Linked DNA regions of Mus musculus: all the other regions are linked to region 3. The links are chromatin loops, found by intact Hi-C in ENCODE. Cell type or tissue: gastrocnemius. All regions are shown on one strand. Links, peaks and the distances in the headings refer to the core of each region. The heading gives the core; the rest is flanking DNA. Region 1 holds the start of Rcc1l (reculator of chromosome condensation 1 like). Region 2 holds the start of Ncf1 (neutrophil cytosolic factor 1). Region 3 has its middle 7.1 kb from the start of Gm46925.

Region 1 (10,812 bases), core at 1,109-9,108, 160 kb before region 3:
GATGCACAGACAAGCATACAGCAACGGACAGACAAACAGACATACACAGAGAGAGACAGACAGACCGACCCCTATAGGTCTAAAAATTATGCCCAGCACACTAAGATTATTCTCATGTTTAGTGATGCCTGTTTATTTAATACTCAACAATCATTTGATGGGCACACGGTGCCATTTATTCTGTTCATGTGTGAGAAGCTTTGAGCAGTATCTAACAGTGTCCCCTAACACTGACATTATAATGTACCAGGAGGGGGCTTCCAGCCACAGTCTACGGAGAGGTTCCTGAATGTCTTCCCCACAAGCAAGAATTAGATAAGACCGGGTCTGGTGTCTCACACCTGCAATGCCAGCAGGCAGCAGGATTCTAAAGCAGGGAGATCACAAGTTTAAAGTCGCTCTGGACCACACACTGAGATTAAGGCCAACATGGGTTACGTATAAACTCCCTGTCTCAAAACACAAAATTTTAAAAGAGTTAGCTCTTACTAATCCAATTTCACACTATAATGAAAGTTCCACCCCATTAAACCAAGCAAGGAAAAGAAAATAAGCACCCAATTAGAAACAAGTCCATAAAACTACCTCTATTCACAGGCAACCCAGACATAAAAAACACTAAGAAATACACAAAAGTCTGTAAGAACAGGGGCTGGGGCCAGGTTGGTGGCTTTAATCCCAGCACTCAAGAGGCAGAGGTGGGTGGACCTCTGTCAGTTACAAGGCCAGCTTGGTCTACCAAGCTAGTTCCAGGACCATCAGAACTATGTATAGGAAGACCCAGTCTTGAAAAACCAAACTAAAAAACAAACAAAAAGGACCAAGAGCTGGAGAGATGGCTTACAGCCTTCCGTAGTTCCTGATCTACAGGCTCTCACAGCCTCTTCTGGCCCCCATGGGCTCCAGGCACACAAATGATACAGACATGTTGCAGGCAGGCAAAATGCCATAGGCATAAAAAATATTTTTAATGTATAGACCCACTTAACAACTGCAGCAAAGTTGCAAAGTAGAAGATACACACATCAGAAAAAATAAATTAAAAAACTGTAGGGCTTGGCAGTATAGCTCAGTGGTAGAACACTTGCCTTTAACAATGTGACACAATCCTGGGTTTGACTCCCACCATCACAAACCACACTTCTATAAAGTATAAATAAATACTTTTTATTGCTACCAAAAGAAAGGGTGAGTGGGTGCTTGTTTGTTTGTTTCCAACTAAAGATGTTAACACAACCAGGTAGCTAGAAGCAAAAAGACCTCTGTATAGAAAAGAGAACTGGGAGGGAGAAAGTAGCTCAGTGGACACAGTGCTTGTAGGGCAAAAACCCTTGGGTTCCCCGTCCCCAGCACCACTTAAACCAGAAACGGTTGCACACGGCTATAATAACAGCATTTCGAGGGTAAAGACAGGGTCTCACTGTGTAGCCCAAGCTAGAGTACAACTTGTGGCAATCCTCTTGTCTCAACCGTCCAGTCCAAGTCCTGGGACTACAGATGTGAGCCACCACGGCTGCCGGGCTGAGCCCTTTTGAAAAGTGAGCCTCTTCCCCGCCCCCCCTTTTTGACAGGGTTTCTCTGTGTACCCCTGGCTGTCCTGGAACTCTGTAGACCAGGCTGGCCTCGAACTCAGAAATTAGCCTGCCTCCGCCTCCAAGTGCTGGGATTAAAGGCGTGAGCCACCTTAGAAGCTCCATGGGCAACCTCCTATTTCCCCTCTAACCGCTCAGATGAGCATCTCCTTTTCCGGCTGCCCATCACTGACTCTAGCCGACACACCTCCGACCTGTGGAATGTCCCGTCCCTCAAGGGAGCTGTCTAGTCTAAGTTACAAATACCACCATTTACACCCAGCTGTGGGGCCCTGGACCTTACTTGACCTCTCTGCTACTCCCTTTCATCCTCTGTAACTGGGAGGTGACAGCTCCGGCCTTTTGGGGGGGGGGGGGGCCTGAGCGAATGATCTAAGGGCAGAATCCTTGGTGCGATTGTCAAGCTACGCCAATGGGCAAGAAAGTAAGGGAAGACACCAAACTCTCTCGAGCCACAAGCAAACTGCTAAAAATGCTGAACGAGACCCCAAGATCCACAGACGTGATAAACAGGCTCAGCAGTGAAGGACGGAGCACTGGGAGAAACAGACTTCTCGGCAGCCACCCCTCATGCCTCCCTCTGCAGATCCCGGGATCTCGGAGGTCATTGCTCCCGGAAATCCGGCCACGCGGGGAAGAAAGTTCCCTAAGAGATGCCAGCGAGGATGCCACTGCCCCCACCTTATGATCCAGCTCCAGGCGGTAGGGGACCGGCTGGATCCTGCGTCGGGGCCGCAGGCCGGCGCGCGGTCCAGGCCCCGAGGACGGCACCACGAAGCTGGGCACCCCGAGCGCCCCGGAGAAGCTGAAGCCCCAGACGAAGACGCGATCGGCGCGAGCCGCGCGCTCGCCCACGTACTGAAACACCGGAACGTCCGCCTCGGCCTCGGCCGCTTCTCGCCGGCTCCGCGAACGGCCGGCCGGTGTCCAGTGCTCGCGAGCCGGTGTCGGCCACCTCGGCCGCGGCCCCCGCAGAGCCCGGGCCGCCGCCAACATCCTCCGCGTCACGCCTCAACCGCTTATGGGCGCCGCCATCTTGTGTCACCCTTGACCTCTAGCCTGGCGGAAGTAGATACGGCCATGCTTACTACTGGCTGAAGGCGACGCGCTAAGGGAAAGACAACCATGTTTACTATTGGCAGATGATTACTACTCCAGGAAAGCAAAGACTTGAGAAGGCTATGGCTTCACCGTCTATCCATGAGTAGGGGACTTAAATGAGTGTCAAGCTATTATTTGAAGATGTCTGTGAAGTGTTCTATGATTCTTACTGCCCCTTTTTAAATTCTGTGTGTGTGTGTGTGTGTGTGTGTGTGTGTGTGTGTGTGTTAGTTTTGGTGTGGAGTTACTTAGGTGGAGCTGGGAATTGAACCCAGGTCCTCACACATCCTTAGGGTATAGGTTAACACAGACTACTCTCCCAATTCCAAGAAGTGTTTTGTATAAATACTGAAAGGAGACAGAGGGAACATCCTAGATGCTTATCTCATGGAAGCAAAACTGGGGAAGGTAGCTGGGCACAGTGGTTCACACCTGTAACCCCAACTTTAGGCTGAGGCAGGAATATTGCTGCAAATTGCAAACCACCCTAGAAGAAAGAAAACCTATTAATATATATGGTTTGTTTGTTTGTTTGTTTGTGACAGAATCTCATTATTTAGCCCTAACTGGCCTGGAACTTGCTTTGTTCCTGTAGACCAGGATAACTCAAACCTGCCCCTGCCTCCTGAATGGTGTGTGCCACCATACCCAGCACTGATTGGTTGATTTAGTTTATTTTAGGCGGTTTTATTTCATGCATATGGGTACTTTACCTGCATGTATATCTGTGTACCCTGCGTGTATAGTGTCTGTGGAGGCCTCAGAAGAGGGTGTTAGATTCTCTAGAACTGCAGTTACAGTTGATACCCCACTCCCACACACCCCCATGTGAATGCTAGAATTAGAACTCTGGTCCTCTGGAAGAGTAAACAGTATTTTGTTTTGTTTGTCATTGTTGTTGCACAGTGTTCTTAACTCTTGAGCCCTCTCTCCAGCCCTCTAATTGAATATTTTTCTAAGACAGGGTCTCACTCTGTAACCCAGGCTAGCCTCTACCTCACTACAGTTCTCCTACCCCAGCCTCCCAAGTGATGGGATTACAGACCCATGCCAGTGTGCCAGGTTCAACCCTGATTAAACTACACCTGGCTTCCAGGGGCCCTTCTTACTTCCTTTAGATCTCAATTCCAGCATGAAGGCTACACAGAGAAATTCAGTCCCTGAAATAAAGACTACAGTCCATGGCAGGGCTTCCTAAAAGTTATCCCCTAATACAGAGTGGATCCTTCCCCCCGAACTCCCTTTGCTCATCCTTAGTGTGTATTTCTTGATAAACAGGAACGTACTAATTAGTTTTCCTTCAGATGGGTCTCATGTAGCCCAGGCTGAGCTTGAATTCATTATGTACCCAAGGATGGCCTTGAACTCTTGACCTTTTTGCCTATCTCCAGTGTTCACCACTATGCCAAGTTTACACAGTCCTGGGATGGAACCCAGAGCATCCTGCATGCTAGAAACACACTGTCAACTGAGGTCCATCTGAAGCCCCATACTTCATCCAATGTGTACTTAATCCCAAGACAAGCTCAAGGATATGTTACACACCTAGTCTGTGAAGTGTGGCATCGCTGCGTTCTTACCGCTTTGCCAGGATGTAGCACTGTTTCATAAAGCAAAATCCTCCAATGAGATAAGGGGATACATGGGGGACAAACAGGATGGCTTTAGGGCATAGGTGTGTGCCGCCAAGCCCAAATCCCAGGCAGGACCACCACGTGGGGGCCGAAGGAGAGAACAGACACCTGCAAGTTGTCCTCTGACCTCCGGGCCGATTCAGCATCATGGGCATCTCCCCACACATTCACACAAAATAAATGCAAAGTAAACTAAAAGGTGGGGCACCCAGAAAAGAGCTTTACAGAGCTCTCCGCTACAGTGGGGATGTAAATCACCAAGAAGGCCGGCAGTCAGCTGGCCTATTGCTTTCATGTGATAAGGGACACACCTCCTGTTGTTTAGAATCCAGGCGAAGTCCTTCCCCAAAGGGGATGCTTCACCACAGGATGCGGCTGCAAGATTCATAAGCTTCAGCTTACAGTATCCAGATCAGTCTCAGGTCAGGTCTCAGGAGAGCAGAGCATGGACCAAGAAAGACACTTGATACTCACAAGGAGGGACCTGACTTCCCAGTATAAACTGAAAGCAAAGTCAATCCAACCCCGGAAAGCCAAGGCAAGAAGTGAGGACGTGTGTGTGTCTTACGATATGGACCAAAGCCGGACAGTGGTGGCACAGGTCTTTAATCCCAGCACCGAGGAGGCAGAGGCAGGTGGATCTCTGTAAGTTTGAGGCCAGCCTGGTCTACAGAGTGAGTTCCAGGACTGTGTGCAGCCAGGGCTACACAGAGAAACCCTATCCCATCCCCACTCCCCAAAAAAGATCTGGACTATGGAGGGCAAAATGAAAGAGGATGAAGACGGTTTACGGATGCCAAAGTATCTTTCCTGACTAAACAGTCTGGCAAGGAGCTGGTGTGTGAGTGGAACGATGTCATTAGGTGTTGTCTTAGGGTTTTACTGCTGTGAACAGACACCATGACCAAGGCAAGTCTTATAAAAACAACATTTAATTGGGGCTGGCTTACAGGTTCAGAGGTTCAGTCCATTATCATCAAGGTGGGAGCATGGCAGTATCCAGGCAGGCATGGTGAAGGAGGAACTGTACACCATGCCCGGTGTGTACACCTTTACTCTCACCACTCCAAAGCCAGAGAAAGGCAGATCTCTGAGTTTGAAGCCAGTCTGGTCTACATACCTAGTTCCAGGCCAGTCTGGCTGACATAGTGAAACCCTAGTTCGAAAGATAAAAGTAGCCAAAAAGCTGGGTGTGGTGGCTCACGCCTTTAATCCCAGCACTTGGGAGGCAGAGGCAGGCGGATTTCTGAGTTCTAGGCCAGCCTCGTCTACAAATGACAGCCAGAGCTATACAGAGAAACCCTGTCTCGAAAAACCAAAAAAAAAAAAAGAGTGCTTGCTGCACTTGCATAGGACTCAAATTTGGATCCCAGGTCCCATATCAGGTGACTCACAACCACCTAACAACTCCAGCTTCAGGGATTCTGACATAGACGTCTTGTCTCCAGGGTCCCTTGAACACATGTGGCATTCACTCATACAGATATGCACACATGCATATAAATAAAAGTTTTAAAAAAAAAAAAAACCTTCGAAAATTGCAACCAAGAGGACATCTACAGTGTGAATCATGGCCACTAGGTGGCGATGCTTGCCCATCAATTTGGTTCTTGTTTTGTGACAAGGGACACAACAGTCGAATTCTCCGAATGAGATTTACAATTGTAGTCAGAAGCAGGGAGTGTGGCCCAGTGATAACATGATCACCTAGTATGTGCAAGTTCTTGAGTTCTAGCCAGAGCCCAACAGAAGTAAATGTTTGTGGTTTTTGAAACAGGGTCTAACGTAGCCCGGGCTAGTATTTAATTTGCTGTGTTGTTTGAACTCCTGAATCTCCTGCCTCTGCCTCCTGGGTGCCAGGATTACAGGCAAGCACTACCAAGTCCAGTCTCAATCTTAAAACATAATAAAATATGTTCCATTTATGTATTTGGGGGTGAATGCACATCACAGCGTTACGTGCAGAAGTTAGAAAGCATCTTTAGGGAGTCACTTCTCGCCCTCCACCATGGAGCTTCCAAGGATGGGCTCAAGAATTTCAGACTCAAAAGGCAAGTGCCTTCATCCTCTGGGCCATCTCACCACCCCACAGTTAAAAACTGTTAATAGACTTTTTTTTTCTTTTCTTTTTGAAACAAGACCTGACTGAATGGCCCTGGCTCACCTAGAACTCACTATGTAAAGCAGGCTGGTGTGGAACTCAGAGTTCACCTGTCTTTGCCTCTGAGGTGCTGGGATTGAGGGTGTGTGCCACCCCATGAGGCCAAGCGGATATCTCGTTACCCCAAAATAATTTATTGTCTACCACAAACATAATCTCAGTGTTTGAAATACTATTTAGAATCTATGAGGAAGATGAACATGAACTGAGCAAAAGCCTCTCTTCTCAGCACTTGGAAGGCAGAGGCAGGAGGATCCGTTCATGGTCATCCTTGGCTACATAGTGAGCTTGAGGCCAGCCTGGGCTACAATGAGACCTTGTCTGGAAATAAAACAGGGGAAGGAAAAAAATGAATTCATCCTACAACAAGGCTCCGGAAGCTGTGCCGTATGTTCTCATTTTTATTCAAGGGTGCCTGTTTTGTTCTCTTTTCTTTTCTCACCAAATTGACTTTGCTATGCGTAACATTTACTTCCATGAAAATTTAAAAGTCATCTTGTCAAGTAGCAGTAATAAAATTCCACTGGGTTTTACTATTGAGATTGCATTAAATTCCTGAGTTAATTGAGAGACGCTAACTACTATAGTAGTAGCACTTACAGTCGTAATGGCACTTCACCCTTGAGTTCTCCTGCTCATGAAGGCAGCATTCACCAGTGTCACCACGGGTGCGGGCCACCAGCCTGAGCGGATCCTGCACTCTGCTGGTTGCTAAACACGACCCACTTTTCTTAATTAGCCTCTCTTGCTGATGCTTATGTTTTATGATTGCAATGTGTAGCTTATTTATAACTTTTGAGACAGGGTCTCATTATGCAGCTCTGGCTGACGTGAAGATTGCTGTGTAAATCAGGCTGGCCTTGAACTCACAGAGATCTCCTGCCCCTGCCTCCCGAGTAGTGCTTTTTATTTTATTTTAGGACCTGTGTGCTTGTGTGTGCACATGTCCACATGGAGTCCAGATGGTACCACACACTTGTGTGTGTCCGTTTCCTTCCTCTCTCCCTCCCCTCTTTTCTTTTCCTGTTTGTTTTCAAGGTGGGAGTTTCTCAGTATAGCCCTGGCTATATCTTGGAACTTGCTGTGTAGACCAGGCTGGCTCCAACTCAAGAGATCCACCTGCCTCTGTCTCTCCAGTGCTGAGATTAAAGATGTGTGCCACCACTGCCTGGCTATTTCTTTTTAATAAGTTAGGATATATTTACTCAGATGTGGTAGCTTAAGTCTTTAACCCCAGCACTCAGGAGGCAGTTGGAGGCCAGCCTGGTAAGAAAGAAAGAAAGAAAGAAAGAGAGAGAGAGAGAGAGAGAGAGAGAGAGAGAGAGAGAAGAAAATAAGGAAGGAAGGAAAGGGAGAAAGAGAAAGAAAGAAAGAAAGAAAGAAAGGAAGGAAGGAAGGAAGGAAGGAAGGAAGGAAGGAAGGAAGAGGGGGGAGGGGCAGGGGGTGGTGGAGGGAGGAAAATTCAACCAGCTATTATGGTCGGGGTAGTGTCCTCCCCAGTCCATATATTGAAAACGTGAACCCCAGCTGATTACCCTATTTGGGGTGCTCTGGAAATTTCAGGACCTAGCTGGAGGAAGTGGCTCACTGATGATGTAGCTCTAAGTCTCTTCTTTTTTCTTGCCTTGCCTTTCCTTTCCCTCCTTTCTCCTCCCCCTCTCCCTCCCTCTTCCTTCCTCTGCTTCCTGTCAGGAAATGAAGCAGGCCCTCCAGCACCTGCTCCCATCCCATGGGATCCGAGTATTGTAGGCTGAAACCTGTGACCTTGAGATAGGGAGGAGGAGAAGACTAGGGAGAGGGTGCGCCATGTTGTCCTCCTGAGGCTGGTCATCTCGAGAGTGGAGATTTCAAAACAGACTCTGGCTACACAGATCTCCAGTTCAGAGGACTGGTCTAGACTGAAGACCTGTAAATCCTGTAAATGTTTTGGGGGCCTTTTTTTTTTTGTTTTGTTGTTATTGTTATGCTTTTTGAGACAGGGTTTCTCTGCATATCTTTGGCTATCGAGGAACTTATTCTGTAGACCATGCTGGCCTTGAACTCTGAGATCCCCCTGCCTTTGCCTCCAGAGTGCTGGGATTAATGGCCTGTACTACCACCCAACACGGAAATGTTATTTAATAATCCTAAAACTAAGTAAGTCAAGGACTGAGGGCAGACAGCAGAGCTTGGAGACAGAAAGTAGGAAACGTCATGGCAATCTGAGAGTGGGAAGAAAGGAGATTGAGTGGGAGCCAGAACAGCCACCAAGCACTGTGCCCTAAAAGGCCACATTGCAAGGGTGAGTGACCTGATTTTGACAAGTAGCCAGAGCAAGAGATTTTCAGGCTGGACGAACACCATAGGATCTAGCAATCAGTGACCCACTTGTGACCTGGGAGGAAAGGATTTATTGGAGCCAGCTCAAGAACACGAGCAAATACAAACTATGTCGGAAGCTACACAGCCTTTCCTGATATGAACAAAGTGTTCTCATTTTATTTTGGGACAGGATCTTATATGTAGTCATGGCTGGCCTCAAACTCAGAGAGATTTGCCTATTTCTTCCTTGTGAATGCTAGTATTAATGGCATGTACACCAAGCAACAAATCTTTAAAAGTATTTTTTAAATATTTTATTTTTTTTAAGCGGGTGTGGGTGCATACAGAGGCCAAAGGATTCCAATCCTTTGGAAATGCGAGTTACAGGCACGTGTGCTGTGCTTGACACAGACACTGGTCTTCTGAAAGCACACTTATCAGCTCTTAACAGCTGAGCCACTGCTCCAACCCCCTTTCCAGTATATTTTAAAGCAAACAAACAAATAAAACTGGAACCCTTGTAAAGTGGGGCTGGAGGGATGGCTCCGTGGTTAAGAACACTTGATCAGTTCCCGCATCCATACCGTCTGAAACTCCTGGTCCAGGGGATACTGTGACCTCTTCTGGCCTCCCCGTGGTGCATATAAACAGGGTGGCAAAATACTTACAACAGATGGTGCTTTACGAATAGCTCCCGAGACATGCAGCCACGCAAACACAAGAACATAGAACTGACACAGGCACAAAAATTAGTTTTAAAGGAAATGCAATGTCCTAAAAGGTAGGTGGTGTGATGGCGCACGCCTTTAATCCCAGCACTCGGGAAGCAGAGGCAGTGGACTCTGAGTCCGAGGCCAGCCTGGTCTACAACGCAGGCTAGCCAGGGCTACAAGAAAAACTCTGTCGCGGGGGGTGGGGGGAGTGGGTGCCTGAGTAACACGTGGGGTGACCTCTCCGCTTCCACGTGCACGCACAACCACATTTTAAAATATCTCTATCTATCCAGAACGGCCATGCACATCCAGGGAAGGCGCGAAGCCACGTGCACGCCACGCAGCCCGGCCGGCGGCCTCGCGGAAGCCGTCCTGCAGCGCACCGGAAGTGGCCGTCCCCACCGGGGGTGCTTCGGCCACGCGCGGGAAGCCGACCTTCCTTCCAGGAAGCAAACAAAGACAAAAAATAAAATAAAAAAGAGGGAGAAAAAATAATAAAAACGAAAAACAGGAAGGGAGCGGAGAGGAGGCGCCCGCGGCCCCCGAGCTGCGGTCGCCGGCGCAGAGCCGCTGCGCACGCGCAAGCCAGGCTCCAGACCCCCGGCGCGGCCCGCAAAGCAGGGCCCTCAGGTGCGTATCCCGCCGCCGCTTCCCTCACAACTTCCGCTTCCGGGAGTCCCCGCCGGGGCAGAGCGATCTCTCGGGGTGCGTGGCGGGACCTTCGGGCGCCCGGTGGTCAGCGCCGACCCCCATTTTCCCTACCGCGATCGGGCCGTGAAGAGTGGGGGGCGGGGCGGGGAAGACGTGGGGTTAGGCGACTTTCGCACGCCAGGCGCGCACCAAAATCTCGCTTTCGATTGGTTGTGACGGGGCGAGGAGGCGGGGAAAGCTGCGCCCGGTGCGTGCCGAGGTCACGCGCCACCTGACGTACCTGCGCTGTGTTTAGAAACCCTTGATTGGTTAGGGGAAGGGGCGGGGCCATCGCGGTTGCCTAGCAACGGCGCTCTGGCTCCACCTTCGGCGGCTGGCTTTGCTTGTTGGCTCCAGGATTATGGGGGCGTTTGGTGTTTGTGGCAGCCAGTGGTTTAGGTCGATGAAGAGAACGGAAGAAAGGGCCCAGCCTCCAAAATGTGGCTTGTGTCTGGTCTGGTTGAGAGTACAAGGTGGCCTATGGCCATAACAACTAGTACAACAATCAAAAAAAAAATTTTTTTTTCCAGACAGGGTTTCTCTGTGTAGCCCTGGCTGTCCTGGAACTCACTCTGTAGACCAGGCTGGCCTCAAACTCAGAAATCCGCCTGCCTCTGCCT
Region 2 (10,369 bases), core at 1-8,000, 110 kb before region 3:
CTACCACAAGCACACAGCCTCAGTCCCCTCAGAGCTATTCTTTCTGGCTTTCCCTTTCTAAGTTTTTTATTTTATTTATTTCATATGAGTACACAGCAACTGTCTTCAGACACACCAGAAGAGGGCCCCTACGTTTTTTTTTTTAAGATAACATTTTATATACTGTAAGGATAGGACCAAAGGCTTGTAATATGAACTGAACATGCTCTACCACTGAGCCACGCCCCCAGCCCCTCCCTGGGGGATTCTAGGTAGGGGCTCTACCACTGAGCCACGCCCCCAGCTCCTTCCTGGGGGATTCTAGGCAGGGGCTCTACCACTGAGCCACGCCCCCAGCCCCTCACTGGGGGATTCTAGGCAAGGGCTCTACCACTGACCTACACACTCCCAGTGCTAGCATGTGTGTTCATGTGGTGTGTGGGTATGTGTGCATGCACGCTGGGCTTAGTTGGTTTTGCCTAAGCTGTCATCTGGGAAGTGTAGCCTCTATTGAGGTTTTACCAAAATACACCTCCATCAGAATGGGCTGAAAGCAAGTCTGTGGGGGCATTTTCTTGCTTAATAGATATGAGAGGCCTCAGCCCAATGTGGGCACTGCCATCCTGGGCGGGCAGTCCCGGATTGTATAAAAAAGCAGGCTGAGCAAGCCAGTGAGCACTGTTCCTCCATGGCCTCTACTTGAGTTTCTGCCCCCAGTTCCTGCTTTGAGTTGCCTCACTGATGGATCTCTTACCTAGAAGTGTAACATGAAATAAACCCTTTGCTCCCCCAACCTGGTTCTGGTCACGGGGGATTTATCACCCCAATAGAAAGTACAGTAACACGAATACATCCACACCCACACACACATGCACACACATGTACACACACATACATACCACATGCATACACACACAAGTACACACAAGTACACACACCAAAGACACACAAACACACATGCACGCACACATGCATGAACACACGTGTGCACACACACCACAATATTTTTTAACAGGATGTCACTACGTTGCCCAGACTGGGACATGCTCTGCAGTCTGCCTCAGCAGCCTTGGACTGCAGCTCCTCCAGTCTGAGCCTCCTAAATAGCTGAGGTGACAGACATGCCCCACTACATCCAGTGGAATCTCCCAGTCTTTTTCTTTTCTTTTTTTTTTTTCGAGACAGGGTTTTTCTGTATAGTCCTGGCTGTCCTGAAACTCACTCTGTAGACCAGGCTGGCCTCGAACTCAGAAATCCGCCTGCCTCTGCCTCCCAAGTGCTAGGATTAGATTAAAGGCGTGCGCCACCACGCCCAGCTGGAATCTCCAAGTCTTAAAACATAGCCAAAAAATTCTGCTTTCAAACTCAGTGCAGACCATCCAAGCCCTGGAGGTGCCAACTTTACCCTTGGGGGTCCATGTCAATGCCACCTCCAGGAAGCCCTTCTTCCCAGCCTTTGTCAGCTCAGTTTTCTGTTCCCCTCCCCCACCCTGGTACCAGACTCCACATTGCTCACATGGTCCTGGCTGCCTTCTCTGTGCCCCTCTGCTCTGCCTCTTTCCTGACCAACGCCATCACAATCTACCCAGGCCTCCAAGCTGAAAATACTGGGAGAGCCCCCTTTCTCTCCCTCACCCCACACCCGCTATTGCCTCAGAGGGCAGGAAGCACCTGCGTAGTTGGGATCCGGATCCTCCGCCTCGTCGGGACTGTCAAGGGGCTCCAGATAGGATGCAGGGACCCAACCTCGCTTTGTCTTCATCTGGCAAAACCACCAGCCTATGTGGTGGGGGTGGGGGGAGGCACAGAGAAGAAAGTGAGGGTGGCGACTGGCTGCCTTCCTCCTCCACGACAGTGGTGAGGACACCCAGTGCTCACACTCACCAATGTCCCCAAACTCTACACTCAGATCCCACCCCTGAGCACGAGCTCAGAGGACTTTGCTGCGAGCCTGTGGGACAGCGCCCCTTAATGCAATCTAGGCACGGGATAGGTCTGAGATGGAGGCCGGAGGTGACCTGGGCCTCAGCATGAACTCAGAGGCTACATATGCTCCCCCCGCCCCGCCCCGCCAAAAAAAAAATAGACCGGGGTGGGGGGTGGGGCTGACCGCTCTCGCTCTTCTCCACAACGTCCACCACGTCTCCGGTTGCCACGGTCATCTCTGTTCCCGAACTCTTCTCGTAGTCAGCAATGGCCCGATAGGTCTGAAGGATGATGGGGCCTGTGATGTCTGCACAGAGGGAGGGCAGGGTGAATGGACACAGCAGGGAGGGCAGCCCCCCCCCCCCGTGGGGGCACAGCGAGGAAAACATGAGAAGCTACCCAGCTCCAGGCTCATGGGAGTTGTCACACACTGCAAACTGGAGATCAGCCAAGCTCATGATGGCGGATGAGGTTAGCATGCCCCCAGAGTGCCTCTGTGGCTTTTTTTTTTTAAGATTTATTTATTTATTATACATAAGTACACTGTAGCTGTCTTCAGACACTCCAGAAGAGGGGATCAGATCGTGTTAGGATGGTTGTGAGCCACCATGTGGTTGCTGGGATTTGAACTCAGGACTTTTGGAAGAGCAGTCGGTGCTCTTAACTGGGGAGCCATCTCTCCAGCCCAGCCTCTGTGGCTTTCAAATGCATTGTTCTGAGACAGGGTCTCACAGTGTAGGTCTGGCCTGGAACTGACTACGTAGATCAAGTTGGACTGGAATTCATGCAGGCACTAGACTCAAGGCATCATTACACCTGGCCCTGTTTGTCTTTCGAGACAGGGTCTCATGTAGCCCAGGATAGCTTCAAATTCAGTGTATGGAGCCAAAGATAACTTTGAACTCCTGATTCTCCTGCCTTGGACTATGCTGGTGATGACAGCCCCAATCTCCAAGGTGACATGACCCCATAGCCCCTCCTCCTCAGTGTTCTGTCCCCACAACCCCACACTCCAGGTCTTTATGTCCTGTTCACAGTATCTGTGTTCCCCCGCCCCTGGGTTCCCCCGCCCCTGGGCACCTCTAGCCTCTTACCAGCTACGTTATTCTTGCCATCTTTGGGCACCAGGTATGTCTCAGGCTTCTTCGCCCTGGAGAAAGAACAGGCCAGAAGGGAGGGTTTCAGGTTACACCGGCAGGAGGACTTTCCAAGAGAAAAAGGAACCAGGGAAAGGAAGGTCACCACAGAGAGAAGGAATCCACTGGCCCAGCCCTGGGAGTGGAGGCAGAGTGGGGACACAGAGTGTCTTACAAATGAGGGGGGTGTCTATGCAGCCATACTTAGGAGGGGGCACACAGAGCAAGCTCAGTGTACTGCAAACCCAAGGGAGATGGCAAAGCCAGCCTTCTATGCCAGCAAGATAGAGATGCTTGGCCTGGGAGGGGCTCCCATAAGCTTCCGGGAGAGGGGGTCCCTTCTGACCCCTCTTGAATGCCTCATGGTGACATGGACCTGTGTAGATGCAGTGTTGGCCAGGGCACAGGTTTAGAGCACTGTCTGTCTGTGGGGCAGTCCCTCACCCTCTCTGAACTTGGGGCTCCCTCACGCCCTGTGCATTCTGTCCCCGTCTCCTCCCCCCGGGGGAGGTGGCTACGCACTGGCTGTCAGTGGGCAGTTTCAGGTCATCAGGCCGCACTTTGAAGAAGTCCAGCAGGTGTGGGCAGCGGGAGATCTTCACGGGCAGTCCCATGAGGCCGTTGAAGTATTCAGTGAGAGTGCCCTGGCGACTCTCAGCGGCTCGTTGCCCATCAAACCACCTGGGTGCTGGGTGGGGGAGCCAGAGACCCATGAGCACACTCACACAAGTCCAAAAGTGTGTGGAAAGGGGTTTTAGAGAGCAGAGGAGGAGCAACCCTTGGGGCAGAGGACCCTGCTGAGGGGCTCAAGCCGTGCTCTCACCCGGGAGGTGTGGGATGACTCTGTTCTCTGTGTGGATCTCGCCGGCCTCAATGGGGAACATCTCCTTCAGCATTTTCTAGATAGAAGAAGAAAACCTGGGCTGGGCTCCGTGGCACAGATTGCCTAGTATGCACGCAGTCTTGGGTTCCACCCTGAGCATTGCAGAAATGGGACGTGGGGTGCACACACTCAGGAATTGAGGCAGGAGGATCAGGAGTTCAAAGGCATCCTTGTTGTGTAATGAGTTTGAAGCCAGTCTTAGATACATGAGAAAGAACAAAAGGGGTGCTCGAAAAGATCTAAGTTGGAGCAGTTCATAACACTCACCGGGAGGGGGAGCCATTGGGTCCACAAAAGTCCCATTGAAATATTCTCATTCCCACCCACCCACCCCCTTTGTGTGTGTGTGTGTGTGTGTGTGTGTGTGTGTGTGTGTGTGTGTGTGTGTTATCTCCTCTGTCCCTGTCTCCTTCATTTGTTTATTTTGAGACAGGGTCTCACTATGTAGCCCTCGGAAATCTCTAGGTACCCCAGGCTAATCTGACTTCAGATACATGCTGAGCTTGAGGTCCACAAAGGCAGAGGCAAAGCTGCAGTTCGAATCTGCCCCTCCCCCAACACTCACATGGAACTCGTAGATCTCGGTGAATTTTCTGTAGACCACCTTCTCCGACAGGTCCTGCCACTTAACCAGGAACATGTACACCTGAGGGGCATTAGAGCCGAGAGGGGCACTCAGCACCCACGAGGACCATGCTGTGCCCCTGGGCTGCCTTTTTAGCCTTGGATGGAAGGCTGAGGGGTTGTGGTGAGGCAATCTTTGGGGGTTTTGCTACATTGTGAGACTCTGTCTAAAAATACCCCTGTGATTGTCTCCAGGGGAGGGATGGAGGACATGAAGGAAACACCCAGGGTGACCGCTGTCCCCTCTTCTGGTGTGGCTTTTGGTTGTGGAATGATTCAGAACATTTATATTTAGAGAGGGAGGGAGGAGGGAGGGGAGACTTAGCTCTTAACTGCTGAGGGTCCCAGGTAAACAGCTTACAAGTGCTGGGCGGCACCATCTCTGGCCTGCCTTGGGCCGAGCAGACCCAGTGATAGAGTCTAGATATATGGGCAGATATTCCTCGACCTCATCTCCCCAGGGCAAACGGGAGACATCGTCCCCTACTAGGGATCCAAACTCAGTAACCAATATCATAGAAGAGGAGAGAAAAAAAAGCCACAGTTTCCAGGCCTCGCAGGCTGCCATGCAGGGCCACTCCTGGAGCTGACTAGACAGGGAGGTTTCCTGGTAGGAATGAGCCTTGGTCCTAGGCACTGGACAGAGGGTAAGGTTGAGCTCTGGCATGCTTGGGGGCTCAGTGTGAAGACAGAGAGGGAGGCAGCTGGGACGGTGCACAGGGGTATCTGCTCACCATGGCAGGGTCCTTTGTGAACACCCAAGAGAAGCCTGAAGCCCAAGGATAAGAAAGCCCTGTGCCTGAGAGGTCCCCACGGAGGTATATCTTCCCCTGGTCCCCCTCCCCCTCACATCCTTCCCTTGGTCCCCCTCCCCCTCATAGCCTCCCCTGGACCCCTCCTCCCATATCCTTCCCCTGTTCTCCCTCCCCCCATATCCTTCCCTGGTCCCCCTCCCTCTCACATCCTTCCCTTGGTCCCCCTCCCCCTCATAGCCTCCCCTGGACCCCTCCTCCCCATATCCTTCCCCTGTTCTCCCTCCCCCCATATCCTCCCCTGGTCCCCCCTCCCTCTCACATCCTTCCCCTGGTCTCCCTCTCTCCATATCCTTCCCCTGTTCTCCCTCCCCCCATATCCTCCCCTGATCCCCCTCCCTCTCACATCCTTCCCTTGGTCCCCCTCCCCCTCATATCCTCCCCTGGACCCCTCCCCCCATATCCTCCCCTGGTCCCCCTTCCCCTCACATCCTTCCCTGGTCTCCCTTCCTCTCATCTCCTTCCCTGGTCCAGGTGGTTTTTGGGTAGCAGCAGAGTGATAGCACTGTCCCCACTATGCGCTCCTGCAGGGCACTCTTAGGCTACTCACATAGTGCTGGCTGGGGATGAAGCGCTTCTCGAAGCCCAGCAGGGCAATATGGCGAATGAAGGTGTCCCCCATGGCTGGGCCGTGACAGGGACACTTCTCTCTATAGCCTGGGCTGGGCCTTAAATACACTAAAAAGAAGAAGTGGTTTCTGCTGCTTGTGGGGTAAGGGCGGGGAAGGCCCAGGAGGCTCTTAGACTTAGTCTTTCACTTTCTGAGAATTTTTGAGCTTCAACAGAGTGGTGGGGCAGCCAGGGGCCCTGAAGCACAGAAACCTGTTCTACCGACACCATGGCCCAACCCAGGCACTGGGGCCTCTCTACAGTTCTGAACCACCCCCAACAAACATGGGGCTGGAGAGCTGGTGCAGTGCTTAAGAGCACTGACTGCTCTTCCAGAGGTTCTCAGTTCAATTCCCAGCAATCACATGGTGGCTCACAACCATCTGTAATGGGATCTGATGCCCTCTTCTGGTGTTGTCTGAAGACAGCTACAGCATGCTCAGATTAATAAAATAAATAAATAAATCTTAAAAAAAAAAAAGCTGGGTGTGGTGGCAGGCAGAGGCCGGCAGATTTCTGAGTTCGAGGCCAGCCTGGTCTACAAAGTGAGTTCCAGGACAGCCAGGGCTATACAGAGAAACCCTATCTCAGGAAAAAAAAAAAAGCCTGTGACCCCAGCCCTTGGGAGGTAGAGGCAGGAGAATCAAGGGTTCAAGGCCAGCTTCAGCTATATAATGAGTTTGAAGATAGCCTGGCCTACGTGAGATTGACTTTAGAAGTCCTGTCTTTACAGGACCAGGACTGGACATGGCTCCGCAGATAAAGTCCTTGGCATACAAGCCTGAGGACCTGAGTTCTATCTCTAGAACCTACATTAAAGAAAAGTTTAGGGCCAGCGAGATGGCTCAGTGGGTAAGAGCACTGTCTGCTCTTCTTCTGAAGGTCCTGAGTTCAAATCCCAGCAACCACATGGTGGCTCACAACCATCTGCAATGTATAATAATAAATAAATCTTTGGGCGGAGAAAGCAGGGACTGATGGAGAGAGAAGAGTTATCTGAAGTGAGAGGGTCCGACCTGAGCAAGGGGAGGTCCTAAATTCAATTCCCAACAACCACATGAAGGCTCACAACCATCTGTACAGCTACAGTGTACTCATATACATAAAATAAATACATAAATCTTTTTAAAAAGCCAGGTGTGGTGGCACACACCTTTAATCCCAGCACTTGGGAGGCAGAGGCAGGTGGATTTCTAAGTTCGAGGCCAGCCTGGTCTACAAAGTGAGTTCCAGGACAGTCAGAGCTATACAGAGAAACCCTGTCTCGAAAAACCATTTAAAAAAAAAACTTTTTTAAAAAAATAAAGAAAAGCTCAGAATCCTCTGTGTGTGTGTGTTTGTGTGTGTGTGTAGATGCAGTTATAGGCAGTTGTGAAATAGCAGACATTGATGTTTGGTACTGAAGTTAGATCCCTCTGCAAGAGAGAGAAGCAGTCGCAGCCACGGAGCCCTCCCTTAGCCTGGAAAGTATGTACTTTTTTATTTTTCGTTTTTCCCAGATAGAGTTTCTCTGTGTAGCCCTGTGTCCTGGAACTCACTCTGTAGACCAGGCTGGCCCAAACTCAGAAATGCACCTGCCTCTGCCTCCTGAGTGCTGTAGTTAAAGGCATGTGCCACCACTGCCTAACTTCTGGTGTCTACACTAAATAAGTAGAGTCAGGAGGTCTCTGGGACTCACTGGCCAGCCAGCCTAGTCTCCAGGTGAGTTTTAAGTTAGCAGTAGACCCTGTCTCAGAAACCAAGGAGACTCCGGAGAGATGATGTCTGCACGCAGGTGTAGACATCAGTAGACACCCACATAGGTAAGACAACATCTGACCGTGTACTAGCCCTTCATAGAAGAATTTGACTTCTCAGACAGCTCAGCCTGGAAGGGAACTTGGGAGCCAGCCATGGTGGCAAGTGTCTTTAATTCCAGCAGTGGAGGAGGACTCTAATGTCACCAACACTGGAGGAGAAGAGACAAAAAGCCGCGGTCAGCAGGCCTCTCTTGCAGAGCCTCACCCTGAGCTGACTAGACGGATTTCCTGGGAGGAGTGAGCCTGGGTCCTGGGCTGGACTGATGGTGGTGACTACGGTGGACTGACTATGCAGACAGAGAAGGAAGCAGATGGACAGAGAACATTGTGTATCTCCCTAGTGTGGCAGAGGCAGGCAGATGTGAGTTCCAGGCCAGCCAGAGATATAGTGAAACAGTTTTAAAGGGGGCAGGGCTGCGCCTGGTGATGGTGGTGGCACATGCCTTTAATCCCAGCACTCTGGAGGCTGAGGCAAGCCGGCTCTCTGAGTTAGAGACTAACCTGGTCTACAGGGTGAGTTCCAGGACAGCCTGGGCTACACAGAGAAACCCTGTTTAGAAAAATAAAGTGGCAGGGGCTAGAGAGATGGCTCAGTGGTTAAGAGCACTATCTGCTCTTCCAGAGGTCCTGAGTTCAATTCCCAGCCACCACGTGGTGGCTCACAACCATCTGTAATGGGGATCTGATGCCCTCTTCTGAAGACAGTGACAGTGTACACACATACATGAAATAAATAAATAAATCTTAAAAAAAAAGAAAAGAACTTTAAAGCAGCAGAGGTGGGGTGGGAGGTAAGGCAGTGCCTCTGCCCTCTCCTGTTCCCCAGTGGGTGGCTCAGAAGCTACCAGGTCACCAGGGTCACAGGTCTCAAGACTTCTTCTGTCTACAACCTGACTGGCACAATGCTGTGCCTCCTTATAATGACTCTGGCGAGGACCCAGAGAAAGTGGGTGGGGCCAGGTTATGGTGCAAGTCTGAAGATTCTAAAAGTACAGAGCCTTCTACTTCCGAGCCACGTCTTTAGCCCGTCTCTGGTGTTCCACCCCCGCAAAGTGCTCTACCACCCAGCTACATCACTAACCTTTCTTGTCGTTCTAAGATAAGCTATTCAGGCTACCCTGGAATTCTCAATCTTGCTCTCTCAGTCTCCAGTTGGATGGGGGGGGGGGGTAGGGTGGGGCTATTGATACACCCAGCCCTGAGGGTAAGTTCTACTACAGTAAGGAGCTGAGAACAGTAGTAGACCTGGTAGCCCTGGCTCGCACTCAGGCTGGCTCTCCAATGCTGGCCATTGAAGTCTGGGCCACACTCAGTCCCTAACGGCATGGTCTGGAAAGTCCAGTGAAACTACCAGGCTTGCTGTGCACCTGGCCCGGCAGGCGACAGGCTGTGGAAAGTTCCAAGGGTGACTTGCATCAGGCCCCTTGCACTTCCTTCTCGTCTTGTGGGTGCTTTCGTAATTGCAGACAGTGGGCCTGTCCGGTGGCCTGAGGTCACACACAGCCACCTTCTCACTGCCCTCCTGAGACCTCCCCCTTCTTCCCCTCCCCTCCCCAATGAGAAACAGAGGCAATCTGTGGCTATCTTTTGTTAAGTGTTTCACCTTCCAATGACCTCTATAAACAGGGCCAATTTCCCTTTTATTCTCTTTCTTTCCTGTCAGGGCAAACGATTTATTTTTAGTGCCTGTGAACTATTTATTTTACCTTTTGGTCTTTAGGGATGGTCTCCTGTAGCCCAGGCTGTCCTCCAACTTGAACTCCAGATCCTTCTACCTCTTCTTCCTTCCTGAGTGCTGGCATTAACAAGTGTGTGTGTGCCCCCTTTCGGGCTTTTACACTTTGGAAACTATACTTATTTCTCTGGCGGGGGGTGAGGGTGGGGTGTGAGGGTGGGGTGGAAGTTGTCCTGTGTACCAGGATCAGAGGACAACTTGCAGCAGCAGTCCATTTTTTCCTTTCACCGTCGGGGAACTGGAGTCAGGCAACCGCTGAGCCATCTCCCAGTTCCCCTTTTTTTTTAAGTGTTTTGAGGATGAAGAGTGTTGTTGACAAGCATGTGCTAGGGCATGTACCAGGTCCTCGGTTCAAAACTCCTGAGACAGCTCAGTGTTTGGGCCATGCTCTTCTTGAAGTTCTTACCCACAGTAAATTCCAGGACATTAGAGACCCTTTTTTGACTTCACACGCATGCGAGCATACACACACACACACACACACACACACACACACACACACACACACACAGCGGTGGGGAATAAAAGGGCTAACAAACTTCCTGCCTCCCCCAAAATACAGAGCACAAACAAGCAGAGGAAGCCGTGGGTAAAAGATGTTTTGGGGAGACAGAATTTTTTAACCTTATTGGGTCCACCACTACTCACTTTGTATTATAATGCCATGGCTGTTTAGTGTATAAGCATCTGTCTTCCAGTGTGTTCTTACACTGCGTGCACACCTGGTGCCTTCAGAGGCCAGAGAGGGCACTGAGTCTCCTGGGACTGGAGCCGCCTTCCCTTGCCTCCCAAGTGTTGGGATTAAAGGCTCTGCCACCACTGCACGGCCACATTGTTTATTAATAAAGATTTTTACTTATGTGTGT
Region 3 (10,812 bases), core at 1,845-9,844:
GGTTACACAGAGAACCCTGTCTCAGGAAAAAAAAAAAAGGGGGGGGGTGCTGGTGAGATGGCTCAGTGGGTAAGAGCACCCGACTGTTCTTCCGAAGGTCCAGAGTTCAAATCCCAGCAACCACATGGTGGCTCACAACCATCCGTAACAAGATCTGACTCCCTCTTCTGGAGTGTCTGAAGACAGCGACAGTGTATTTACATATAATAAATAAATAAATCTTTAAAAAAAAAGAAAGAAAGAAAGAAAGAAAGAAAGAAAGAAAGAAAGAAAGAAAGAAAGAAAGAAAGAAAGAGAAAAGACCTTTCCTGCTAGGTTGGCAATCAGGTGTCACCACACCTAATTTTGGTTATGAATTTGATTCAGCATAATTATGGTTTACAATTTTTGTGTGTGTGTATAGAAAAACAAATGCAATGGAATTGTACTTGTGGGGGGCGGGTGCAGAGCTGCATTCACACAGGAGAGAGAGTGGCATTGATGCGGGCTGAGGGAAGGAGGGCTGGCTCAGTGGAGACTCAGTTTTGGTTTTGCAAAATGAAAAGTTTTGTGGGGAATCTCTCGCACAATGTTGTGAATGTTTTTTGTTTTTGTTGTTTGTTTTTTCGAGAAAGGGTTTCTCTGTATAGCCTTGGCTGTCCTGGAACTCACTTTGTAGACCAGGCTGGCCTCGAACTCAGAAATCCACCTGCCTCTGCCTCCCAAGTGCTGGGATTAATTGTGAATGTTTTAAACACCCCACTTTTCTTTCTTTCTTTGGTACCTGGGTGGAACCCAGGGCTCCCACTGAGTTACAGCTCCAGCCCACACACTTAAAGGTAAAGAGCCATGCTTGGAAGTGGGTAAGATGGGGGCTGGGAGGTGGCACAGTCAGGAAAGCAGGTTCCGCATAAATATGAGTGTAGCTGCCTGCGGCCACACTAACTGGGTTCATGAATGGGAGGCCGGAGCTGTATAGGAGAGAATGGCGAGAAGTAATGAGACCAAGACAGATTTCCAATCATGGCCCAAAGTTTACTAAGAGTCTGCTCTTATAAAGGGGGGAGGCCCATCCCCTGCCACCCCAGGCTTCTTGATGCTTTGTTGCTAAGTTGTTAGCACTAGTCTGTCAGAGCTGTTAGCATTAGGTCGCCAAGTCCACAGGTTGTCCGCTATCTCAGGAATTTCTCAGGAAGACAGGTTCAGTCTCTCAGCAGGTAGCAGCTTCTTGGAGAAGAGCAGCAGCAGGTGACAGAACAATAAAGCCATCTAGGTCAGAAGGCTCCACCCCAGGTGGTCTCATTCACAGTGGCAGCAAGGTCTGGGCTAGCCTACTCAAGGCTGGGGAAGGCTACATGAGAGGACCAGAGTTCAAGTCCTGGCACCCATGTGAAAGCTCTGTGTGTGTGTGTGTGTGTGTTGTTCCTACAGTGGAGTGGAGAGGGAGCAGAGACCCTCACTCACACATCCGAACATGCATACACCCCCCCCACACACACACACACTATACAAACTAAAGATGTGGGAGTTTCTGGTTGGTTGATTGACTGGTTTTTTTTGTTTGTTTTTGTTTGTTTGTTTTGAGACAGGGCTTCTCTGTGGAGCCCTGGCTATGTAAAGATTTTTTGTTTGTTTGTTTGTTTTCGAGACAGGGTTTCTCTGTGTAACCCTGGCTGTCCTGGAACTCACTCTGTAGACCAGGCTGGCCTCGAACTCAGAAATCCGCCTGCCTCTGCCTCCCGAGTGCTGGGATTAAAGGAGTGTGCCACCATTGCCCGGCTGTAAAGATGTTTTTAAAGTGGTTGAGATGGGCTGTCAGTGTAGCAGTGGTAGATCACACTTGAGGTCTTCATAAAAGGAAGAATATATGGTAAAAAATGATCATGTTTAGGCTAAGGATGGATGTAGTTCACAGAACCAGGGCTGTTATCAAGAACTTGAGTTCAACTTCCAGTATCTTCCAAAAAAAAAAAAAAAGTGTTGTTTGTTTGTTTGCTTGTTACAAGGTCTCACTATTTAGCCCTAGAATTCATAGAGATTCTCCTGCCTCTGCCTCCCAAGTGCTGGAAAGGCATGTGATACCAGGCCCTACACACACACACACACACACACACACACACACACACACACAATTTAATTTGAAAAAGGACCTGCAAAATGACCTAATAGTTAAAGGGATTTGCCATTTAAGTCTCATGATGTGGGTTCATAGCGCCAGAACCCACTGTGGAAGGAGACAAACAGCTCCTGAAGATTGTCTTCTGACCTTCATGTATGTACCATGGCACACTTGTATGTTCTCACTCTCCCTCTTACATGCACACACACATGCGCGAGCACGCGCATGCACTAAATAAACATTAATTTTAAAAGGTGTAAAGTTGGGAGGAGGTGTTATACGCCTTTAATCTCAACACTTAGGAGGTAGAGGCAGGTGAAACTCTGTGAGTTCGAGACCAACCTGGTCTATAGAGAGCAGTCTAGGACAGTAGGGCTGCATAGAGAAACCCCGTGTAGAAAAACAGAAAAACAAAACAACAACAGAACCCTTACAGCTCTTTCAGAGGACCCAGGTTTGCTTCCCAGCACGCGCATGGCACAACACATGCACGTGGCACACAGGATACTCATACACACAGAATAATAAGAAAATGAATCTAAAGATTAAGAAAAAAACCAGGCAGTTCCATTTTTTAAAATTAAAATAAAAGTGCAGGAAAGCAGCAGCCCAGAGTATAACTGTTATTTTTGGCACCACTTTAGGGCAGAGACACACAAGACAGAAGGGAGCTAGGGCAGTCACGTCCCTGAGGAGTCACCTCGGTGACTTCTGTTGCAGAGGTACGGATTTCAGGAATGCCTTAATTATATTAAATTAAAGACCTAGCAAATTATAGCTCACCAGCAAACCACTTTCAATGTTGAGTCAGTCTGCAAAGAGGCAGGCTTGAAGGGATGCCATGGGGCCAGCGAGCTGGCTCATCGGATAAAAGTGCTTGCTGCCAAGGCTGGGGACTGTGAGTTCAAACCCCTCAACTCACATGCTCAAAAGAGAGACTCGACTCCTGGAGGTTGTCCTCTGATCTCTACACCAGCGCTAAGACATGTGTGCCTCTGCCCAATAAATAAACGCAAAGGCTCCTGTGAAACACTATCTTCCCCGTTGGTTCGAGACGGGGTTCTCTATGAGGCTTTGACTGTCCTGGAACTCACCCTGTAGATTAAGCTGGCCTCGAACTCACAGAGCTCTGCCTGCCTCTGCCTCCTGAGTGCTGGGACAAAGACGGTGCTCCACCATCACTACACAGCTGCTATGAAGTCTTTTTTTTTTTTTTTTTTTAATAAAATGAATTTTATTTGAGGGCATGAGAAGAGGGGATGAGAAGGGATTGTGGGAAAGACAGGGGACAGAGAGGGACAGAAAGAGAGGGAAGAGAGGAAGAAGGGAAAAGACCGACTGGGAACACATGAAGAGAGAGAAAGGGGGGCAAAAGAGAGAGAGAGAGAGAGGCCAGAGAGTGCTCTATGGAATCTTACTAATGAAGCCCAACAGTCAGGCGGTTGAGGAGGAGGTAGGTATACAGGTGTGTAAAGCCAGTCTGAGCTACACAGTGAATGCCAGACTCCCTGGGCTGTAGTGCAAGCCTCTGTCTCGAGAAGCAGTCCAGAGCTGGTGAGATGGTTCATCCAGTGAAGAGCTCGCAGAAAAGCCTGCGAGTCTGAGTCTGAGACCCAAGACGATAGGAAAGATCTGACTCCTGAAGTTGACACCTATGATCTTCACTTCCCACATGCATACTGTGGCAGGTACGTGCACACACACATGCACACAAACCCACATACACACATATGCACACATACACACACACACACACACACACACACACACACACACATTTAAAAACAGAGCTAAACTGGGCATGGTGGTGCACGCCTTTAATCCCAGCACTCGGGAGGCAGAGGCAGCAGGATTTCTGAGTTCCAGGACAGCCAGATCTATACAGAGAAACCCTGTCTCGGAAAAACGAAGAAAAAACCAAACAGAGCTAGGCTTGGCTGTACCTGGTATCCTAGCACTCAGCAGATGGAGACCAGAGGGTCAGAAGTTCAAGGTCACTCTTGGCTATATGAGACCTTGTTGCAAAACAAAACTGCTTAGAAAGTTCAGGTGACAACCTTACCTAGTCAGAGGGGAGCCCCTGCACAGCTGTTTAATCTTCCCAGCCCTTGACTCTCAGGCTGAAACCCTTCTCCAGTGTCAGGGCCACCCACTCTGTATTTGGTTCTCTGTCTCAATCCTGTAAGGCTGGCCATTTGCTGATTGGTTTCCTCCCTGTGTAAGCGGAGATGAGTATCAATCCGAAGACAATAGAGACAAGGGAAGGAGGGATGGCTCCGAGGGTAAAGGCGATTGCTGCCAAGTCTGGCGACCTTTGGTCGAACCCCAGGAGCCCACATGGTGGAAGGAGAGAGTCAACTCATGCAAGTTGTCTTCTGACTTCCACATGCATGCCACATGACATGCACAGACACGACGGCATGCGAGGGCACACACGAAAAATGTATGTGGCACTAAATAATAAATTACTGGAAAAAAAAAAGAAATCAGGACAGCCAGCCTGAAAGAGGAAAATAGGACAAACTTCATCAGTCCCAAAGCATGAAACGCTTTCAGGAGATAATACCACACCCAGCTTGCTTCATTTTATTCAACAGGGCAGCAAATACAACAGTCTTCCCAGTAGTGGGAATAGGAGTTGAATTTTTAACTTAGAAATGACCCAAGAGGGGCTGGTGAGAAGGCTCAGGGGGTAAGAGCACTCACTGACTGCTCTTCCGAAGGTCCTGAGTTCAAATCCCAGCAATCACATGGTGGCTCACAACAACCCGTAATGAGACCTGACGCCCTCTTCTGGTGTGTCTGAAGACAGTAACAGTGTACGTATTTATAATAATAAATAAATCCTAAAAAAAAAAAAAAAAAAAGAAAAGAAAGGAAACAAACCTTCTCTGTGTTGTGTGCACCTAACTTGTGAGAGACAGAGGCCAATGTTCCCGGGCCTTCCTTTATCAGTTTTTAACATCTATTTACTTGTTTGTGTGTTGGGGCAGGTGTGTATATCATGGTGCACATGCGGAGATCAGAGGACAGCCCATGAGAACTGGTTCTTTCCCTCCACCATGCGGGTCCAAGAGATCTAACCCAGCTCATGGGACCAGGCAGCAAGCGCATTCGCCCACCTATCCATCTCCACAGCCCATACAAATTACCCTCAGACACAGGGTTCCATGTAGCCCTGGCGATGACTTTCAACTTCACGCCGAGATTACAGACGTACATCACCGCGTCTGTCCAGTTTCAATACTTTTAAATGATAGGTATTATTTCAAGGCAGGCAAAGTTGATGTGTGTAAAAACAACCTTAGTTGCCAGAAAAAAATAATTAAAAATTTGAGTAAATCAATTTTCCATGTACATGAAGAACTGCTGCCACCCCATGGAGACTCTGTATAAACGCACACTTTGGGCACGTGGGCTTCTCTAGTGACCTCTGATTAAAACCACCATAGCAGACATCTCAGTTCTGAGATGAGGGCGTTCGACTCCCTGGAGCTGGAGTTCCGATGTAGATACTGGGGACAAAACCTGATCTTCAGTAAGAACAGTAAGTGCTCTTAACTGTTGAGGCCTCTCTCCAGCTCCACCAATAATTTTTTTTTTTTAATTAAAAATAAGCAGCCAGGAGTGGAGGCTCATGCCTTTAATCCCAGCACTTGGGAGGCAGAGGCTGGAGGATCTCTGAGTTCCAGGACATCCTGGTCTACAGAGTGAGTTCTAGGACAGCCATGGCTACATACTGGGACCCTGCCTGGGGGCGTGGCTCAAAGCGGTACACTATTGTCTTGCAAGCTTGGGGCTTGAATTTGATCCCCAGTGCCAATGTCAAAAGCAAGGAGTGGTGACATGTGGTCGTAACCCAGGGTTGGATAGGTGACAGTGGTAGTGTCCCTGGGACTCCTAGGTTAGCCCCAGGTCAGTGAGACACCCGGGTCAAAAACTACTACAAGCAAGTTGGTGAGGTTGCTCCCCTTTAATCGCAGCACTCAGAAGGCAGAGGCAGGCCAATCTCTGTGTGTTCGAATTACAGGACAGCATGGGCAACACAGAGAAAGTTTCTCGAAAAACCAAACCAAACAAACCAATCAACCAACCACTAAAGCAAGGGATGGAAAGATGGCTCAGTGGTTAAACACAATTCCTGCCCATATAGAAGACCAGAGTTCATTTCCCGGAACCTACAACAGATGGCTCACAACCTCCTCTAACTCTAGCGGTAGGGGATTCAAAGCCCTCTTTAGACTTCTTTGGGCATGTATGAGAAAGGGCATACCCACAAATGCACAAATAAATAGCAAGCACAAATCTACAAACAAAACCTAACAAACAAGATAGATGACTGCAGAGGAAGGACACAGAAGGATAACCTCAAACCTCCACACCCACACGTGTATGCGTGCGAACCCACCCCCCCACAAACACACACATATACATATGCACGCAAACACACCACACCCACATTGTAGCTGATGATGCGCTTGGCCTGTCTTGTGTCAGCCGATCTTGGCGCCCCCTCCCCTGTGTGGGGGTTGCTCTGCAGCCTGGGACTGGGTGGCAATGGTCTCTCACGTTCCAGCCTCTCTGCTCCTATTTCCTCTTCCTCAGCCAGAGCTTTCCTGTCTGCTGACTGTGCAGCTTCCTCCACCATCCCTCAGCGTCTCAGAGCCAGAGCCTGAACTGCTTCAACTCCGCCCGGGCAGGGCTTGAGGCTCTGCACTGAAATATTTGAGCAGCGAAGCAAGGTCCTGGGGAATCATGGGAGGAAAATTTTCAGAATTTCGTGTGGTTGCTTTGCTTTCTTCTGCCTCTTCCCTGGCACCATTCAAAAGTGGGGGGAGGGGCTTCCTCTTCCTCCTTCCCAAACCCCTAGTTGAATTATGTATTAGAAGGGTGCGTGCAGGGCTGGAGAGATGGCTCAGTGGTTAAGAACACCGACTGCTCTTCCAGGGGTCCCGAGTTCAATTCCCAGCAACCCCATGGTGGCTCACAGCCATCTGTAATGGGATCCGATGCCCTCTTCTGGTGCGTCTGAAGACAGCCACAGTGAACTCATATACATAAAATAAATAAATTCTTCCTGTTAAAATATGTGTGTGTGCGTGCGTGCCCGCGCGTTTTACTTACTTCTGTGTTTTCTTTGTTTGTGGACCTAAAAGGAAAACTTGCAAGAGTCAGTTCTCTCTCTACCACACGGCTCCCAGGGATCAAACTCCGGACTCCAGCATCTACAGTAAGCACCTTTATCCAACAACCCATCTCATTTTTTAATATAATATTTTGGGGGGGAGGGGGAGGGGATGGGGGGACTTTTGGGATAGCATTTGAAATGTAAATGAAGAAAATACCTAATTAAAAAACAAAAAACAAGCCAGGCGTGGTGGCGCACACCTTTAATCCCAGCACTCCGGAGGCAGAGGCAGGTGGATTTCTGAGTTCGAGGCCAGCCTGGTCTACAGAGTGAGTTCCAGGACAGCCAGGGCTACACAGAGAAACCCTGTCTAGAAAAACCAAAAAAAAAAAAAAAAAAAAAAAAAAAAAAAAAAACCCAGAAAACCAAAATATATTTTGGGGGGAGGGTTGAGATAGGATCTCTCTCTCTCTCTTTCTCTCTTTCTCTCTCGGCTTTTTTTTTTTTTTTTTTTTTTTGAGACAGGGTTTCTCTGTATAGCCCTGGCTGTTCTGAAACTCACTCTTAGACCAGGCTGGCCTCGAACTCAGAAATCCACCTGCCTCTGCCTTCCAAGTGCTGGGACTACAGGCATGTACCACCACTGCCTGGCATTAACTGAAAAAAATTTTTAATTTTTATTTCTTTTAGGTGTATGAGTGTTTTGCTTGCTTGCAGGTATGTGTACCACATACATGCCTGGTACCAGGGGAGGTCAGAGGTCAGAGAGGGCATCAGATTCCCTGATCTAAGAATTATGGATGGTTGTGATCAACCACGTGGGTACTGAGAGCTGAACCTGGGTCCTTTTCGTCAACAACAAGCACTCTTAACTGCTGAGCCATCTCGCCAATCCCTTACTCCCTTTTTTATTTAACTTTTATTTTTCTGAGGCTGGCTTCACTCTATGGAGCCATGGCCAGTCTGGAATCTGCCACGTAGGGCTTGCTCCTCTTGAGCTGATACGGATCCAGTTGTCTCCGCCTCCCGAGGGTGGGATTACCAGCATGCACCTCCCAGCTCTGCTTCCCTTCTTTGCCTTTATTGTTAGAATGTTTTTATATTATTCTCTATGCAGTATCCATATGTTGTATGTATGTGTTCATGGTGCACATACGGAGGTCACAGGACACCTCAAAAAGAGTTGGTTTTCTTTCTGCTATGTGGATCCGGGGGATTCATTTCAGGTTATGAGACTTGATAGCAAGCACTGTCACAAGCCGGAACATCTAACTGGCCCCTGAAATCGTTGTTTTTTTTTTATTTTTTTATTTTTTTTTTTTCGAGACAGGGTTTCTCTGTGTAGCCCTGGCTGTCCTGGAACTCACTTTGTAGACCAGGCTGGCCTCGAACTCAGAAATCCACCTGCCTCTGCCTCCCGAGTGCTGGGATTAAAGGTGTGAGCCACCACGCCCGGCTTATTTTTAATTTTATTTTATTTTGCTTTTGAGACAGGGCCTTACTGTGTCATCTTGGCTGGTCTTAAACTCACAGAGATCTACTTGCCTCTGCCTCTGTCATGCCCAAGTCATTAAATCCCAGATCAGAATTCCTACCAAGAGTGAGTTGTTAGCCAGGCTAGCCAGGCTTAGTGACACAGGCCTGTCCCTATTTTTATTTATTTTTGCTGTTTTTTTTGAGACAGGTCTCAGGTAGCCCAGGCTGGCCTCAAACTCCACAAAGCTGACCTTTAGTTCCCAATCTTTCTACTTCTACCTTCCTAGTAGTGGGTTAACAGTCATGGACCAACCCAGCACTTCTGTAGGGATGTCTGCTCCAAGCCCTGGGAGGGGATGAAGCCTGCTTCCTTCCTGAGCTGGTAAGTGGCAGACTTGCAGGAGAAAGATCTCCCACATCAACAGTGTCTCTACCATCCGGACAGACAGAATTCTTTTTTTTTTTTTTTTTTTTTTGGTTTTTCTAGACAGGGTTTCTCTGTATAGCCCTGGCTGTCCTGGAACTCACTTTGTAGACCAGGTTGGCCTCGAACTCAGAAATCTGCCTGCCTCTGCCTCCCGAGTGCTGGGATTAAAGGCGTGTGCCACCACTGCCCGGCCTCTACTTCCTTTTGTTTTTATTCACATGTACCTGTCTGCATGTGTGTGTACATGTGTGCAGATGTAGGGAGGAGGCCAGAAGAAGGTGTTGGGTCCCAAGGTGTTTGTGAATCACCTGATGTGGGAGCTGAGAATAGAACTCGGGTCCTCTACATGAGCAGCAAGGGCGCTTAATCTCTGAGTCATCTCTCCAGGCCCTCAACTCCACTTCGTACAAGGAATCATCTACTACAGAGCCTTGCCCCGCTCTGTGCCAGCCATTGCTAAGAGCCCTGTACAGACAGGCTGCCGACAGGTGGCGCTGTTGGAGGCACGGCTCTATCTGGTGGTGGGTGGTATTGTCAGACAAATGAGCCCGCTAAGCATTCTCCTGTGTGTGTGTGTGTGTGTGTGTGTGTGTGTGTGTGTGTGTGTGTGAATCATTTACATATGTGTTTGCGGAGGCCTGAAGTTGATGAATGGTGCCTTCCCTTATCTCTGCTTACTTTATTTACTGAGGCAAAGACTCTTGTGGAACCTGGAATTTGTTAATTCTGGTTAATCTAGTTACCTAGTTTGCCCCAGGTGTGACTTGTCTCTGCCTCTCCAGTGCTTTGATTATAGTCAGGCTGCCTTGCCAATCCTGCTTTTATTTTGGTGCTGGGGATCCAAATGCAGGTCTCAGGCTTATAAGCATTTCCAGGTCCTGGTCTTGCTTCTTGTTCTGTCTCTTCTTCCTTCCTTCCTGTGGGAAGCCACATGTGCTGTTGCAGGGTGGCGCTGGCTACCGCTGGCCACCACGCATACATAGGCAGTAAAGTTTTTTTTGCCAAGATGAGGTTTTGAGAATTAACCAAAATTAACCAATCAGATGAGAGACAAGTTAACCAATCAGATGTAGGCATGCAAATAAGGTGGTAAGCATAACCCATGCATAACCAATCCAGGTGTGAGACACGCCTCTCCTAGGCCTATATAAGCAGCACCATTTCTGGGCTTGGGGTCACTTCGCCTCTGCAATCAAGCTCTCCCAATAAACGTGTGTGGAAGGATCCTGTTGCAGCGTCGTTCTTGCTGGCGAATCGGGGCACGCGCAAGACCTTCCTTCCTTCCTTCCTTCTTTCTTTCTTTCTTTCTTTCTTCCATTTTTGAGACAGGTTTCTCCATGTAGCTCCACTGTAACATTCTGTAGACCAGGCTGGACTCGGACCCACAGAGATCCACCTGCCTCTGCCTCTGCCTCTGCCTCTGAAGTGCTGGGTTTAAAGGCGTGTGCCACCACTGCCTGGTTGTTTGCTTGTTTTAAAGATTTATTTATTTTATTGATGTAGCTGTCCTAAGACACACCAGAATCCCATTCTGCTGCTCTGCTCAGTTATAGGCTGTTGGCATCTTTATTCAACCAACAGTTTTAAATAAAGGAGCAAGGTCATAGAGCATCACTTGATGTATGTGAGGATTTTCTGTTCCCTAGTTAAGGATTTATTGCTGTGAACCGACACCATGACCAA

Evidence for each region. Hi-C counts contacts between places; a loop is a spot of excess contacts. Peaks named below come from ENCODE experiments on the same cell type or tissue, not always from the same donor. Only the 100,000 strongest peaks of a DNase experiment are listed, where the experiment ranks them.
Region 1: it touches region 3 in a loop (7-fold over the local background); 38 of 42 quality-filtered maps call a loop at or near these places.
Region 2: a loop joins it to region 3, with 2.8 times the contacts of the local background. A loop is called at or near these places in 9 of 42 quality-filtered maps.

Annotation. Positions count from the first base shown.
Region 1 is chr5:134,174,127-134,184,938 of GRCm38, forward strand. Rcc1l (reculator of chromosome condensation 1 like) reads right to left here and starts at 2,641. Exons shown (of 11, transcript NM_033572.2): 1 at 2,274-2,641. The coding sequence starts at 2,588. Gtf2ird2 (GTF2I repeat domain containing 2) reads left to right here and starts at 9,912. Exons shown (of 16, transcript NM_053266.1): 1 at 9,912-10,132. In gastrocnemius, for the core only: a CTCF peak has its summit at 5,903 (motif pointing right); DNase peaks (open chromatin) are centred at 1,769, 2,283, 2,618 and 5,916; H3K4me3 peaks cover 2,355 bases; H3K27ac peaks cover 3,661 bases.
Region 2 is chr5:134,223,586-134,233,954 of GRCm38, forward strand. Ncf1 (neutrophil cytosolic factor 1) reads right to left here and starts at 6,040. Exons shown (of 11, transcript NM_010876.4): 1 at 5,911-6,040; 2 at 4,490-4,570; 3 at 3,865-3,940; 4 at 3,564-3,729; 5 at 3,000-3,055; 6 at 2,090-2,212; 7 at 1,651-1,758. The coding sequence starts at 5,982. It overlaps LOC115490142 (a long non-coding RNA gene), which reads left to right. Exons shown (of 3, transcript XR_003955803.1): 3 at 1-664. In gastrocnemius, for the core only: a CTCF peak has its summit at 4,180 (motif pointing right); no DNase peak of the experiment used is centred there; H3K4me3 peaks cover 2,414 bases; H3K27ac peaks cover 1,410 bases.
Region 3 is chr5:134,336,040-134,346,851 of GRCm38, forward strand. No RefSeq gene overlaps it. Among named protein-coding and RNA genes, the nearest start is that of Gm46925, 7.1 kb to the right of the region's middle. In gastrocnemius, for the core only: CTCF peaks have their summits at 5,482, 7,139 (motif pointing left) and 9,603 (motif pointing right); a DNase peak (open chromatin) is centred at 9,616; H3K4me3 peaks cover 776 bases.